4 separate regions of the Homo sapiens genome follow, and regions 1, 2 and 4 are each linked to region 3. The links are chromatin contacts, found by Hi-C or POLR2A ChIA-PET in ENCODE. All regions are on one chromosome and are shown on one strand. Each heading gives the region's core, a stretch centred on a gene start or an enhancer-like site at or near the end of the contact. The rest is flanking DNA. Distances are from core to core; before and after follow the strand shown. Region 1 overlaps ETV6 (ETS variant transcription factor 6). Region 2 holds the start of DUSP16 (dual specificity phosphatase 16). Region 3 holds the start of YBX3 (Y-box binding protein 3). Region 4 overlaps ETV6 (ETS variant transcription factor 6).

What was found. Hi-C counts contacts between places; a loop is a spot of excess contacts on that map. ChIA-PET counts read pairs that join two places held with the same protein, here RNA polymerase II (POLR2A). Pooled maps may share reads with other maps.
Region 1: a pooled map shows a loop between it and region 3 (2.8-fold over the local background). The contact joins the enhancer-like site here to the promoter of YBX3 in region 3. A Hi-C loop is called at or near these places in 1 of 168 maps with a recorded cell type or tissue (vagina) and 2 of 50 pooled maps.
Region 2: a map of sigmoid colon shows a loop between it and region 3 (7-fold over the local background). The contact joins the promoter of DUSP16 here to the promoter of YBX3 in region 3. A Hi-C loop is called at or near these places in 3 of 168 maps with a recorded cell type or tissue (Right ventricle myocardium inferior, gastrocnemius medialis and sigmoid colon) and 10 of 50 pooled maps.
Region 4: a pooled map shows a loop between it and region 3 (6-fold over the local background). The contact joins the enhancer-like site here to the promoter of YBX3 in region 3. A Hi-C loop is called at or near these places in 1 of 37 single-sample maps with no recorded cell type and 3 of 50 pooled maps. POLR2A ChIA-PET finds 5 or more read pairs at or near these places in 1 of 52 experiments (activated T-cell).

What each region holds. Positions count from the first base shown.
Region 1 is chr12:11,728,768-11,732,431 of GRCh38, reverse strand. All of the region lies in intron 1 of ETV6 (ETS variant transcription factor 6), which reads right to left. Among named protein-coding and RNA genes, the nearest start is that of ETV6, 81 kb to the right of the region's middle. RefSeq lists enhancers at 1,567-1,666, 1,907-2,016 and a silencer at 3,267-3,416. Within about 2 kb of position 1,496, at least 22 of the 41 ENCODE cell types and tissues checked have a DNase peak (open chromatin) inside an H3K27ac peak, as active enhancers do.
Region 2 is chr12:12,561,613-12,565,321 of GRCh38, reverse strand. DUSP16 (dual specificity phosphatase 16) reads left to right here and starts at 2,459. Exons shown (of 7, transcript NM_030640.3): 1 at 2,459-3,205. RefSeq lists silencers at 2,150-2,659, 3,110-3,189, 3,220-3,339, 3,360-3,559.
Region 3 is chr12:10,720,944-10,724,726 of GRCh38, reverse strand. It overlaps YBX3 (Y-box binding protein 3), which reads left to right and starts at 1,404. Exons shown (of 10, transcript NM_003651.5): 1 at 1,404-1,877. The coding sequence starts at 1,616. It overlaps LOC124902876, which reads right to left and starts at 1,675. Exons shown (of 2, transcript XM_047429946.1): 1 at 1,067-1,675. The coding sequence starts at 1,617. RefSeq lists silencers at 1,289-1,508, 1,529-1,628, 1,759-2,158.
Region 4 is chr12:11,834,430-11,838,354 of GRCh38, reverse strand. The region is part of intron 2 of ETV6 (ETS variant transcription factor 6); the gene reads right to left. Among named protein-coding and RNA genes, the nearest start is that of ETV6, 190 kb to the right of the region's middle. RefSeq lists an enhancer at 1,711-1,940. Within about 2 kb of position 1,899, at least 15 of the 41 ENCODE cell types and tissues checked have a DNase peak (open chromatin) inside an H3K27ac peak, as active enhancers do.

The DNA of each region.
Region 1 (3,664 bases), core at 247-2,746, 1.0 Mb before region 3:
CCTGGTAAGTTTGGGCAGGAAGGGGCCTTAGAAATTGAGACCAGCATCCTCATTTTTCAGATGAAAAACCTGAGATCAACAGAAATATTTGAGATCACACTTCTTGTTTCGGAAATCAGGTAGTTAGCAGTTCTTGTTTTCGTTTTTCACCATATAGTGCAGTAAAGGGGAAAAGGGTAGACAAAAAAACAAGAAACCAGAAATATTACTTTGCAGAGACATTTCCACGTACCTCGAACTGCACTAGTTCTGCGACTGTGTGCTCAGTGTTGTCTTCTACCAGGTGATGCTAAAGATTTGCACTGAGCCATGCACACACTGCTGTCTAGGTCAATTCTTAAGGTAGCTGCCTAGATTTAAGGTAAGGACTGCAGGGTGGAACATCTTCTCTTTATGCAGAGCTACCTGAACTGGTCGCCTTCTTGGGTGACCCAACCATGCTGGTTTGTCTGGGACTGAAGGGGTTCCGGGGATGTGGGGTTTTCAGTACTAAAACTGAAATCCCAGGGAAACTGGGACAAGCCGGTTACCCTACTGCCTTCAGTAGGATCACATTTTCAACTGAGCTAATACATACAGACAGACAAAATGCATTTAGCTGGAAGTTTTAGCTGGTAGAATACCAGCTAAATGGTAGTTAACATTTTAATTTTTTAAGAAAATTAGCAAGATGCAAATTAATGACTATGAAGGGCTTTGAGCCCTTGGGGAGGAAGGTATTCTCAAAGTAGGAAGTGTTAAGTTCATAAAAGAAACAATATGAGAAGGCAGTGGGGCTTTTTCATACCTAACAAGTATGACTAAACCTGTAAACACTTCCTGTTCCGTCCCATGTTTTTCTGAAATTCGCTTTTCCTTAAAGGCCAATAAGACAGAAGAAAAAAAATTATTCTTTCTCTTCTCTTCTTAAGAATAACAGTGGGAAATTTCAAACCTCCAAAGACGTCTAAAAGTTTAATAAGCTCTTGCTTTTATATATAAATATTAAGGAGAAACAAACAACACTCACTTTTCTCCATAAGCATCCTGCATTCTTACTACATGAAATTTTGAGTACGTAGAAAACCATCTGATCAGGGAAGACAAATACTCACACTTAAGTAGCACTGACTTACTCCTCCACCTAGTTATATTTTCAATACAAAAATTTTTGCTTTAATTAAACACTGTGTTAGGTGCTGACAATGCAACACCGAATAAGAAGGACATACCTTTATTTCATACATCACAGTATCCTAAAGATCAAAACCTGCCTTTCTAGACTTAGTCATGACTCTTCTTATTGCAGTGGAGAAAGAGGGCTGCCCCTAACAGCAAAGCTCACACTTAAAATCATTTCTCCCCAGCAGCACTTCCCATTCACAAAGAGCAGTGCTACAAAAGGCAGCCTCACTTTCACCTGTTCTGGGTCACCAACTACACTGGAGGGGCTTGGCCTAGAATCGGGTAGAGGGGATGTGAAACCAAGGAGGGGGTTACACTGGGGAACATGTCACTGGGCCTCTACTCACAGAAACAGCTTAAAGCCACCTGTACCCACATTTGGGAAACGTGTGTCTCTGGTCTCCTGGAGGCATAAATTGAACATTATAATATTCTAGGGAAGAGCAAACAGCAACCCACTGAGGGGTCTTGGGCCATGGGAAAGTCTTCCATTCCTCTACTTCTGCTCTAAAGGGTTGATTGTTGTACACTCCAAAGCAAAAGAGGAAAATCAAACCCAGCTCAGAAGTCCGCCCACATTCTGCGGTGGAGAGAGTTGCCAAAACCATTCTCTGCACCTGTAGGATGAAGTCGCAGGTTCACAGAGCAGGGACAACTGTCAGATGTCCACCCCGCAACATGGCTCCCTCACAGGAGAGTCCACAGTTATGGACCTAGGTTCTCTGCTGGGCTGCGCTGGACAACCCGTCCTTAGAACTCTAAATCCTGCCTTTGCACAGGCTTCCTTGGAGCTCTCTGAGGCCTTGGTGACTTGCACCTTTGTGCACACTACAATTGGCTTCCTTGAGCTTGGCAACCCCAGAGCAGCAGCCTCATTGGACTTCTGTTTGTACAGGACTTGTCAAGCAGGTTATGCTGCTTTTCTGCCACCTTTCTTTCCAGACACCTCTAAAATGTAAAGTTATCAGGAAATAAGAGAGGGATAAGGTTTTCTCACCACAATCCCAGAGGCCTACAAAGGCTGCCTAGACCGTGGGCTTTGCTGAAGGCCTGCTGCTGGTCTCTTAAATGGTGAGGCATGTTTTTTAAGGATTGTAGAGGAAGAGTTGTCAAATATAAGGTCAGAGTCAAATGCACTGTGTTTCTATCATTACTGCTGGCCTCTTTACAGAGGGAGTAAAATGCACCCCTCGACGCTGGCAGCAAGTCCTCTGGTTGCATCAATAATTTTCGCTTGCACAGAAAAATCCCCCAGTAACGCATAGATGGTCATGAACTCCCCTTTCTATTTTGCAGACCTAGAAAGCGTGGTAGAGAGAAATTAAATGCCTTTGTGAATCAGCAAAAAACACATAGGGATAAAACCCAGGACAGCTGGTCTACCTGCTTTAACCCATGCATTCAGCACACCATGGGGAAAATAGTTATTTTTTCACTACAAAAGAGGTGACCTTCTACTTCAGACATGTAAGATAAAAAAATTTTTTAAAGATACGGTTGTTTTGTTGAGAGAACAATCAATAAAATAGTAATGCCCAGTACAGTTTTATCCAGAGGTCAAGGTAGTATCTAACCAAGGTCAAGACTGTATTGAGTCAAGAGTTCAAAGGCCACTATCTTCCCCATAGTATGAGTCAGTCAAACTGAGATTGCTTCAAGGTTAAGGAAGGAATCATCAAATTGCCAACAGTCATACCAAACAGGACAGGGAAATTGGCTATTCCTGTCACATCTCCTTTCCATTAATTATTAAGTAGTTGACTTAGGGAGCAACCCTCTCAGATTCGGGGAGAGTCCATTTATGAGACATGAACTCAAATCTACCACACAGCAGCCCAGTCCCCCCCACCTGATCCCACATGGCTGCCTGGCAGTTCTAAGGGGCTTCCAAAAAATTCTCCAGTTAAAGGCACAAAACCTTTGAACAGGCCTTCAATTCTAGTGCTCCCACCCAGATGAGACTACTCAGGAGTTGAGATAAAATCCTGAAAACATGGGCAAAGTTCAACTGACAGCTGCCCCTTCTAGGCCACGAACTGGCACACCTGGCCAGTTGGCAACGGTTCCTTCCTTCAGCAGATCTTACCTGCCTGAGCAGGAAACGGTGATAAGGCTAAAGCTAGTTCATGTTGACTGTCACGCTTTCTCACACTTGAGCAGAGCCCAATTTAGAAATAGCCTTAAACTGTTGCTTCAGTTCAGTATGTCACAGAGCCATCAAAAATAATAGAGAATGTATGTCAAAGTGTTTTGTAAGCTGTAAAGCCCAACCTACCGTAGTACATATTATCATTTTGATATTAAATAATGCTAAAGAAGAATATTAAATTGTAAATAAACATTGATAACTATGGAACCATGTAGGTATACGGCTAAAGACTTGAAGTCAGATACGGGTAACTGGTAACTATGCAAAAAGGCTCAATTAGAAAAAAATCTTTTCAGGTGGTTTAAACATTTAATGAACAATAAAGTGTAAATGGTTTCCTTTAATTATAGA
Region 2 (3,709 bases), core at 1,210-3,709, 1.8 Mb before region 3:
TAAACTTGTTTAGTGGTTTCCCCTTCACCTGCTGGGCAGGTAACAATCTATTTATTCTAACATTCAAGTACCTCCACAATGTGCCTCTGTATCTCTTAAATTTAACCTCATACCTAATTGCTAAATACCGATTTCTACTGCTACTGGGTTTACTCTTCTGTCACTTGAATACACCTTACTCATTATTCATTCCACCTCCATGTCTTGGCTCATTGCCATTTGCCCTCTGGAATCTTCCCTCCACTGGCTTCTTCACTGCAAACTAAATCTGAACTGTCCTTCAAGGATAAGGTCAAAACTCTTTATAAGGTGCCTTCCCTGATAATCCCAGCCTACATTGCTCCTTTTCTCCCCTGATGTTTTTTTTTGTTTGTTTGTTTTTTTTTTTTTTTTTGAGATGGAGTCTCACTCTGTTGCCAGGCTGGAGTCTGGAGTGCAGTGGTGCGATCTCGGCTCATTGCAACCTCCACCTCCCGGGTTCAAGTGATTCTTCTGCCTCAGCCTCCTGAGTAGCTGGGACTACAGGCGCCCACCACCACGCCTGGCTAATTTTTGTATTTTTAGTAGAGACGGGGTTTCACCATGTTGGCCAGGATGGTCTCGATCTCTTGACCTCATGATCCACCCGCCTCGGGCCTCCCAAAGTGCTGGGATTATAGGCTTAAGCCACCACGCCCGGCCCCCTGACTCTTTTAACCAATATTGTACATCACTCAATCATTGATTTCGTTTTTAATGAGCTTTAATATACGTCTTGTTTCCAGAAATAGATGAAATACCCTGAGAGACTTCTATGATAGCTATGATGGCACCACATCATACATTACACAAACTTAATTGTGTAACTGAGGAAAGGGGAGAAACGTTTCAAGCCATGTCAGTTAAAGCAAGGTTACTGGAACTTTGGCATGCAAAGGGGATACCATTAATTCTCATGAATCTTTCCTCCAGGCAAGATCCATGCTCTGTACCACTAGTAAAAGGACTATCTTCTTCTTCCTTCCTAAAAATCCCAACACCTCCAACAAAGGTCTACAGTTAGATTTTTAGGGGTTTCCTGGTAGAGCACAAATAATCCCAAGGAAGCTGCAGTAACACCTCCTGGCCACCAGAGGACAGGGAGCAGTGGGAGAGATTTGCTTCCCCTAGCAAAGTCTTCAAGAGGCCAGAGGCACAGGCTCAAAGTTGCTTCTCCATCTGTGGCCTTCAGGCTTTACCTACTACTGCCAGAGGTGCTAGGGTGCCTCCCATCTTCAAATGGGCTTTTTTTTTCCCTCCTATAAAAGATGGGCCAGAAGTTCCCAGGGCCATACCCCGCAACACTAACCTTCAATGATTACCAATCATAAGGAATGCCTTTAGTTGCAGGACTTAAAGGCAGAAAAGTAGTAACAGGGGTGTATTATCTTTCGAACCCACCCAAACCTGCTTATCAGTTCTTTTGCTAGTGGAAAAACGTGCTTTAGGCAGGGTGCACATGGATATCCCACAGCAAACAGTGCCTTTAGGGTCTAGTGTCCCAATCCGGCACATTGTAAATGGAATATTTGAAGAGTTAGATTATTCCTACACATAAATTCTGGCTCATGGAGCAGTCCACTCGCAGGGTGCTTTTCCGTCATTAATCACATCTTTGTTATGTGATATCCACGTGAGTACTTCTCAGTAGAAGCAGCTTCATGCTCAAATGCTCAAAGAACATTGGAATAAAGCTCCGATTGTCCTATTCAGTGATTCCAAGTCCTGGTTTGTCACCACCTCAGGTCTCTCGTTTTCCAAAGTGCATAATGTCATCTCAAAACAGACATTTTAATGAATTCAAATAATAAAATGCACGAGGTATGTGGAGTTAAATCAACAAGGGTTTTGTACCTCTCAAGAGGCGGTTAACCCCTGGTCTTATTTAAAGATGTTTCTGCGCTGCCTCCTGTAGAAAACATTTTTAAAGAAAATGTAGGCTGCTTATCCTTGTATTTGTAAATATAAGCAAAGTAAAGTAATGTAGGAACATTTATGTGGGGGCTTTCAACCATAAACATATAGATAGCTGAATGCCTGACAACAGTAGTGTGATTTTTCTTGAAGTACCTGTAACTTCTCTCCTGAGAGATGGCAGAGCCTTGCCTTTTGCATTCGCCAGACTTTTTACAGAGCGAGTGTAATTCTCTCAAATCAGTGTTTGCGTTTTTTGACGTTGGTGAGGCAGCTGGAAACAGCTCAAGGAGGAGGGAAAGGTTCTGCGTCTGGGTGAGGGAGAAAACCCTCCGATACCTGTTGGGGCGCAGCACTGGAGGCGGACACCCCGGCCCGGGGGTCGGGGCCGCGAGCCCGGGGGTAGGGGGCGGGCGCGCGGGCGCGGGAGGAGGAGGAGGAGGAGGGAGAGGTGGGGGAGGAGGCCGCGGGGCCGCCTCCTCCGGCAGCTCCGGCTCCTCCCAGCGGCGCCCGCGGAACCTGCCTCAGAGTCGCCGGACTCTGGAAGGGAACATGACCTGACCCCTCCCCGAGCGGCCGGAACGAGGCGCGGAGCCGCGCTCCGGGCTCGGGCGGCCGCGGGATGGGCGAGCGCGCGGCCCCGCCCGGCGCCCACCGCCCTGCCCTCGCCTGTCTCCTCCTTTCCCCGGGGCTCCGCTGAGTTCATTCACTGGGATTGGTTTCAAGTGACGCCATCTCTTTATTTTTAAACCAATGACCTCATCCGCGCTTGAAGTTTCCTGACCAGCGACTCTTTCTCTTTCCCCCAACCCCCCACCCCACCCCCCCGCCTTTCCCCCTCTTTCTATGTATCAGTGTTTGGGGGGCTTTAATCAGTTTTTAAACGATTATTACCACCTCTCTCTCCCCCCCAACCCCCACTTTCACAACGCGGCCCCCCACCTTTACCTCCCTAAGTTCTTCATCTCTTTCGACATTTTTTTTGAAGGCTGATGGGGGGGAGGGTGGAAGAGAAAGAGTGAAGAAAAGTTGCGAGCGTCTCCTCTCTTCCTAAGCCTCCCGCCCCAACCCACCCCTCAGAGAAGGAGAAGATAATATACTGAAAAGAAGAGGAGGAGGAGAGCGACGGGACGGGACGCGAGCGGGAGCGCAGCCGCCCTCTCGGCTCCGCGGCGGCGCCTCGCAAGTCCGGGAGGCGAGGGGGGCCCGAGGGGAGACGCCGTGACAACTTTCGTTTCCCTCTGAGGGAATTGGGAGGTCGGCGGCCCCAAAAGTAAGTGGCCTTGGCGGGCCGCGCGGGGTGTGCGGGCGGGAGGGTGCGGGGCCCGGGGCGCCCTCCCGCCCGGCCGCATGGACGCTCCGCAGCGCGCCCCGACTCCCGGTGCCGGGCGCCGCGCTCCAGCCCCGCCGTCTCTGCCTTCCCGGGCGTACCGGCCACCCTTTCGGGAGGCGGCGTGGGGGCGACCGCGGCCGGGGGCCGCAGGAGCGTTTGAAGCGGGGGTGTAGGCCTGGCCGGAGGCTGGCCGGAGCGGGAAGGGGGCGTGCGGCCGGGCGCGGGGTCGCAGTGGGTGCGCTCCCGGCCGCTGCGCGGCGCTTGGACCGGGCCCCGCCGAGAGGAGCGGCCGCCGCGGGACGCGGCACCTTTGCGGGCGAAGCTGCTCACTTCCAGGCGCGACTGTTACACAACACGCCTGCCAAGTGGGGCCCTGGCCTGACTGTTCCCATTATCCCCAGTTCGCCTTTGGTGTAAGCAGCGAGGCCACCTGGGTGGTGACGG
Region 3 (3,783 bases), core at 155-2,654:
AACTTATTTTCTTTGTGTTTTTTGTGGATGAAATAAGAAAGTAAGAATTCAGGAAAGTTTCATAATAATTGATAGCAAATGTGCAGATAAGTAATTGAGTTTGGAAGAATTTGGTCTGTTTTCATTTTGTAAACATTCACTATGTCCAAACTCTGTGCTACGTACTGTACTAACCAGTGGAGATACAAAGATGAATTACACTTGATAGTTACCCTACTGATGTTAAGGTAGACATCGACATTACAGACATATTCCTGGAAAAAAATTTGGTAAATTGTTTGAGGGAACAGGCAATAACTTAAAAAACAAACAAAACAAAGGAGCTTTAGGTGGACCGGACACTGGAGTGACACATGATAATCTCATCTACTTTTCATGTCACCTTTGAGAACCTCTCATAAAGCAGGAAACCGACTCTGGGACATTGAATCTCTGTCCCAAGTTAACCTGGTTAATAAAAAACAAAGCCAGAATTTATACCTAGTCTGTCTGAACCCTAGGGGCCAAATAGTCCTGTATTCCAGACAGTCTTTGGGTACAGATCCCAGACCCTCTGGCCCTGTGTTTACTACCATCCAGCCCATTCTCAAAGGGCATGTGGGCTCTTCAACTTGGGAATAATGTTTATTGGGTGATCTGTTTCTCTATACCTCTCATCCTCGAGGCTAAGAGGGCTCAGTTCCTTAAGCTTTCACCAGCTGGCAGAGGCAACTGGAGCAGAAGGTAGGAAGTGGATTTATTCAGCTTTTTTTGTGTGTGTTCCTTATTAAATATATATTGACAGCTCCTTATTTGTTGCGGTTAAATTGGTGTAAACTCTGAATTTACATTAAATCTGTGAGGTCAATTTCCTCATCTGCGTGTTACAGATGAAATTATCCGTATATTACCTTTCAGGAGTAAGTTGCCAAATAGTCTTAAGGTTTTATTATTCCAGGTCTTAACAGCTGTGCTACGAATAGCTGCTGGTGCTTGATACATGTTGAATGACTGACTAGATGCAAAGGATTTAAAAACAAGTGTTTGAGAGGGTAAAGCGCAGAGTAGTTTGGGTGCCCTATTTTACCTCTCCTTGTCAGCTGCGGGTGTCAAGACGGGTTGAGGGAGGAGAGCCAATGCACCCCGCTCCAACAAAGGGTCAGCAGCGCGGGCTCCTCGGAACGCTCCAGAAGACAACCCGGGCGCCCCGTTCACCCTGGCTTTCCTTGGTTCTGCAACGCGACCCGCGCGCTCGCGTCCCGGCGGATTGGAGCCATAGAAAGCGCACCGGGCGCCTTTAAATGCTAATGAGAGTCCAGGGCCCGACTCCCGAGCCAAGTTTCCCCACCCTCTCCCCTCGCCCGCCCTTCCCTCCCGGGCCGGTGCGCCGCCTAGAAAAACTTGTGCGGGGCCATTTTTGGGGCAGTAAGATCGAGCGAGGAGCCCAAGAGAGAGCGCGCAGCACGAAGCTCGAGCCGCCTCCGCCGCGCGACCCCACCTCGGCCGCCGCCGCCTGCGCCGCGAGATCCGCCCCGGCCTCCCCGAGAGCGAGCCCCGGCCGCCGCGACCACCAGCCGCGCTAACCGCCGACCAACCGCCACCGAGGCGCCTGAGCGAGAGCAGAGGAGGAGGAGGCATGAGTGAGGCGGGCGAGGCCACCACCACCACCACCACCACCCTCCCGCAGGCTCCGACGGAGGCGGCCGCCGCGGCTCCCCAGGACCCCGCGCCCAAGAGCCCGGTGGGCAGCGGTGCGCCCCAGGCCGCGGCCCCGGCGCCCGCCGCCCACGTCGCAGGAAACCCCGGTGGGGACGCGGCCCCCGCAGCCACGGGCACCGCGGCCGCCGCCTCTTTAGCCACCGCCGCCGGCAGCGAAGACGCGGAGAAAAAAGTTCTCGGTGAGTCAGGCCAGGGAGGGCAGGGGCTGCCGTAGTGGGGCGGGCCCAGCCGGCCGCGGAGCACGTGTGGGCAGCTCGCGCTACATCTCCCACCCGGGCTGGAGACGCTGACAGCACAGGGTCCCCAGGGATCTCCGGGTCCCCAGGGGTCTCCGGGTCCCCAGCGCTGGCCGCCTCCCTTGCCGGCGCTCCCAGGTGAGCGCGCTGCGCCCTGCGCTCCTGGCGGCCGTGTGCATCTCCCTTCTGGTTCCGGGCCAGAAAGTTTAGGTCTTAACTTCTGTCTCCCAGACGGGCACTGTTGCGGATTCGCGTGGTGGAAAATGCCTGCGTTTGGAGAAGAAAGGAGAGGCAGTCTGGGAGAGGGGACCTTGGGTAGGGATGGATGTAGGGGAAGGACCGACACGTGGGCCTGGCGCTTTGGGGTCCTTGCTTGGGATCTGGGAAAGGAGAGCATTTCCTTTGGGGAAGAGGAGGGCGCTAGAAGGAGACGGGGAGGGAAAGATAGAAAAGCTTCTTGCCAGGAAGGGTCAGGTGTCTGTCCCTGACGCCCTTCCCACATGGGCATGGGAAAGACGCCATGCTCCTGTTGGCCACATGCCAGCAAAGAGATGTTGCAATCGTCTCCGGGAAACTTGGGTCTTAGTCCCACGTCTTCCTCCCCCTCTCTGTGCCCACGGCTGCAAACAGCCATTCAGTGTCCACCAATGGCTACACGCTTCCCTCTTCCCGGACTGTGGGAACGCACGTGGTGTAGCAGCTGAAAAAACTTTGTCGGAAGTGGGGGTATGACGTTAGTTCAAAACATTGTTACCTTGGCACTTGTAACGTAGGAAGGGAAACAGGAAGATGAAATGTTGAGATTTGGGGGGGCAGTGGATGGAAAGGGTTTCTGTGATGGTTGTTGGTTTAGTCACATAACAAGCGTTCTTTTCGTAAGTAACGCCCCTGTGTGAGTTCTTAAACGCTTGCAAAGCAGGTGGGTGGTGAATAACCTCCCTAAAGGGTGTGTGTCCATATCGTTCGCTCTTATAAACAGGAACGTTAACAGATGGTGTAGGATGCTTCGGAGACCTCTTCACTATTTGGGGTGGGGCATGTTTGTCTCATCTCTCTGAGCCCTACTTCCCCTTTGGGAAGAAAGTTGAGGGAGCAATGTGAGAGAAGTGTATTCAATATTCCCCACCTTGAGAGGACTATTTTCTTGTTTTTTTTTTCTAGGGCTTTTACTAAGTCCCTACCAAACAACATGCTAATTGTAACCTGTGTAGGTTAAGAAACAAAATAGGCCTGATTTTGCTGGACTAAAAGTTGCTTAAATCTAGTCAGTAGTACATTGTGATGTTGTTTCTAGCAAATATTTCTTGGAACACTTTCTGCCAGATGTCTGAGAGAGAAAACCTTGTGTTCTCCAAAGCAGTGTTAGGATAACATTGTTAATGATACCTTATTTTGTAGAAAGCTTTTGCGGTTTTTCACTTAATCCTGTACTGTTCTGAGATTGGGAAAGCAGATACTATCTTTAAAGATGAAGGAAACAGATAAATGAAGGTTAATTTCCTCAAGCAACTGCCTCTGCAGATCCCTGGTGATGAGTCTGATGCCTTTTATCTTTCCACTCTTACTGCGTCTCTCTAAAAATGAAGGACAGCCCTTTCTACGTGACACCTCAACACTGTTTGTCTCTGTCTAGTGTGTCCTGCCATCCCCTTTCCTTTGCCAAGCAAACACATAGATGCCTAAGATGTACTAGGCACAATGCTGACTAAAATGGATATGTTCTAGTATTTGCAAATGGGCCTTCACTTGAGTTTATAAGCACATAGGCCAGGAAAAATAGTTTTCATGAGTGCAAAAAAATTTTCCTTCTGATAAATGTTATGGAAATCTATGGTCTTCCTCCCCAACC
Region 4 (3,925 bases), core at 650-3,149, 1.1 Mb before region 3:
TTTATTTTATTTTGCTGTTGTGAGAAATCTTTGATAAGTTAGAACAGTGGTTCTCAAAATGTGATCTTGGGACCCATCAGGGTTCCCGAGACCTTTGTAGGGTGCCTATGAAGTAAAACATCTTGTCATAACAATATTAATTATTTGCCTTTTTCGCTCTCATTCTTTCTTAGGTGGAATGTTCTAGAAGGCATATGATGTGATCTTGCAACAGATTGAATGCAGAAACAGAGATGAGCGTCCAGCCATCTTCCATTAAGCCAGATTTTAAGAGACTTTCAAAAATGTGTAACAATGCTACTCTTCTCACAAATTATTTTTGGTTTGGGAAAATATATTTTAAAATATGTTTGCATTAATATAGAGTTGGCTATTTTACTTGCTAAATTCATAAATATTTTGTAAATACCCAGGTTTAATTTATGTAATAATATGGTAACTACAGATAACTATAACCCATATAAGCAAAAGCTCTTTGGGGTCTCCATTAATTTTTAAGAATCAAAAGGAGACATGAGACCAAATTTAAGAACTGCTGGGTCAGAAGAAGCTGGATGTTCAATGGATCTTCATTCTCTAAAATCACATGGTGTGAATCAATAGCTCAAACAGAGCAATGGCATCAGTGTTGCTAAGAGGAGCTTCCGTCTCTCACTATAAGTTACTTAAACTTGCTACGAAGACTTCACAAGTGTGTTATAAAAGTGTCCCTCAGTTTGATCCTGGAAAAAATTACCTTTCATCCTAAACCAGGCATGCCAAAGAACAATCTGGTTTGCTATATGGGGCTGCTCTTCCTACCTGCTGAAGTGGGGAACAAACGGCTCAAATGCCCTGGAAAATGTCCAGGGCCTCTGGGCATGATTGTCTTCCAAGTGGCTCCTTTGCAAAGTGTAGTTTTGAGGAATGGTAGTTGGCTTCCTCTAAACCTGTGGAAGTCCCCTCAAAACCAAAATTCCTTTTTTGTAGTGCACCAAAAAAAGAACTACTGGGCACTGGAAATCATTAGAGATGAGCATTTAAGAGCTTTTTTCTTGGTGTTTTTAGGATAATTTTTTTTTCACATGGAAACAAATTAGAATTTCAAATAATAATTTATGGTGCATTACTGCTTTATGATCTTTAGAATAAAATACAGCCACTAAAAGTTTTTGTTTTTGACTCCTGACTGGCCAGAAAGTGATGCCTATTAAAAACAGTCCATGGATATGGGAAGTACCAGCTCTCTCCAATGACCTTGAAAACACGTATCTAGAATCACAGGGAGGTGGGAGTGGCAGTGAGGGTTACTCAGCAAAATCTCAGTTTTTGAACTGGTAAAAACCTTAAACCTAACTCCTTACTGTCAATGGTGTCACCTTTGAACAAGAATGGCGCTGCGATTTGTTATTATGGACCTTCCTCTCCTTCACACAGGGAGTTCCCATTAGGGGACACATGTGAAGGTCTGGTTCCTCAGGCCTAGGAAGGTGCCTGGAGGTGAGAGGTCCAGTGAGCAGAAGATGCTCAGGCAGAAACAGGAAAAAGTACAGGGTGGCTTATTGGAAACATGGGCCCCAAAGCAAATACAGAACTGAATCCTGCTTGGGAGGGGAATTGAGAGTAAAATGCTGAAGTTTCTGCAGAGGACACGCTGCAACGGAGGGAGGTGGGTGAGAAGGGGGTGGGGGATGCAAGTAGTAATTTGAGGTTCTTTATATTCTATGGAAGAAAATACTCATGAGTAATCTTTTCCCTAAATACAAGAAGAGTCACACTCCAAACAGCTCTGCCGGTTAAGCACAACAGTTTCTCTTTTCACTTCCCATTAATGTCTCCCACAGCCCAGCCCCTGAAGCAACCAGGGCCACCGTGTGGAAACCCCCTCACCAGGAACCGATGCAAATGCCCTCGGCTTATGTACAAGAGGAACCCAGCAAGTTACAGGGGAGACTGTGGTGATCCCAGCAGTCATACAAAAGTGATCTTGACAGAGCAAGCCACCTGCTCGAGGCCACTCAATACATTTATCAGCGTCGCTGCTCTTCCTTTAGCATAAAGAGTGAAGTAGGTGGACACGTTCACCGAGCTGGAAAGAGGCTGGATAAACTTTGGTGTTCAAAGTCAAGTCCCACTGTTATTTCCTTTGTAATTCAATAGAATAAAAAGGTTGTGGTGTAGAATTGAGGGGGGAAAAAGCCCCTTTTCCTTAAACCTAAAGCCCTTAAGACCTTGTGTGTTAGCGTGTCTAAATGGGATAGAGCCTTGCACCTGGAGGCAATTCTAATCAGGCTGATTTAATTTACTTAATAGTCATTTACTAAGCACTACTATGCACCTAGTACTGCTCTAAGCACTTTATATGAATAGATATTAGCTCATTCAACTGCATGCTCACACAACCCTATGATAGGGATTCAGATTAGGAAACTGAGGCCCAACGCATTTAAGGGACTTGCCCAAGGTCACATAACCCTAGTAATGACAGAAGCGGAGATCTGAACCCAGGCAATCTGGTTCCAGAATCTGTGCTCTTATCCATCACACTGTACTTCGACATGCATGTCCCATCCAGATCCAGAATTGAGACTGGTTTTGAACATCCATTAGGGATTCAAAAAAGACTGAGTGAATTGACTCCTACCCATCCAAGACTTAGATCCTTGGAGACTTTCTCAAATTATCAACAGACTAAAAATATAGCCAAAAAATCTGTAGATCCCTGGAGAAGTAGATTTATAAATGGGAAGAGGAGGGAGGTGTAGGTGGGACTCTGCTTTTAATGCATCCAGGAATAAAGTCCTCCCTTCACAGGCTACTTGCTCCCAGGCACTCATGGGTGCTTGGTCTTGAGAGTCTTACACGGCTCACAGCTGCAAATGGAACAGAAGCTGCATGGGCAGAATGAGGGAGGCACATACATAACTTGCTTTATTTACGGCCATCTCTTGCAACTTTAATTCAACAAAGTCAAAGAATATAGATGTTAATGATCATTAGGAAAAGGAAAAAAAGGAGAGAAGGAGAGAGACCATTACTCTGCACCTATATTATACTATTCCCTGTGCGCATAGCGTGCCTCTTGAGGGCCATTTACTAAGATCAGCATTTTTAATGCCAATTAGTTTCAGAGAATATTTGAAAAGAATTTTGTACAGAGAAAGTGAACTGCTGTGATTAAGAAAGTTACTAAAAATTCTACTGTACTTCTCCCCTCTCCCGAGTAGGTCCAGTATATTGTGTCATATCCTTCAGTGACACACCCAGGCCCTTAAACTTACTTCTAATATTTCTTCAATTCCATGCTTTAATGGGCAGCCACATTCATCAGTACATTTTGACCCTGTTTCAGACTTTCTGAGATGTTCTTAAACTAATGATGACAAACATGTTGGGAGACAGGAGCCTGGATTTTATTCCCAGATCTGCCATGAATTAACATTTGATTCTGGGCAGGCCACTCAGCTTCTCTGTGGCTCAGTGACTTCATCTGTACAATGACGGGCTTAGAGTATGTGATCTCTATTCCCTTCAGGGTTTCATGTAGTCAATATGCTCCTATTTAATTTGAATCCAAAAAACCAAAGAATACCTTACAGCCAGGATCTTTTTCTACAGAATTACTCCATGCCCATGGCCATGACCCTGAGATTTTGTAACTTCCTGAAGGATCTTCTGAATCACAGAAGACAGATTAATGCTTAAGTGTGTTTCATTATATTCTAATTCTTGGAAAAGTTATAATCTAGCTATGGCAATAATCAACATAACTGCTTGCATCGGGGTAGTACTTCAGAGTTGATAAGGTGCTTTCATACATATTACCTCATGTAATTCTCACAAAAGCCCAGTGAAGTCTGTTGCATTCTCTTTTCAGTTTAATAGAAAACAGGGCTTAGTCATCAGGTGATTTTATTGATTTGAGCAACACTCAGTTCAAGCTTTT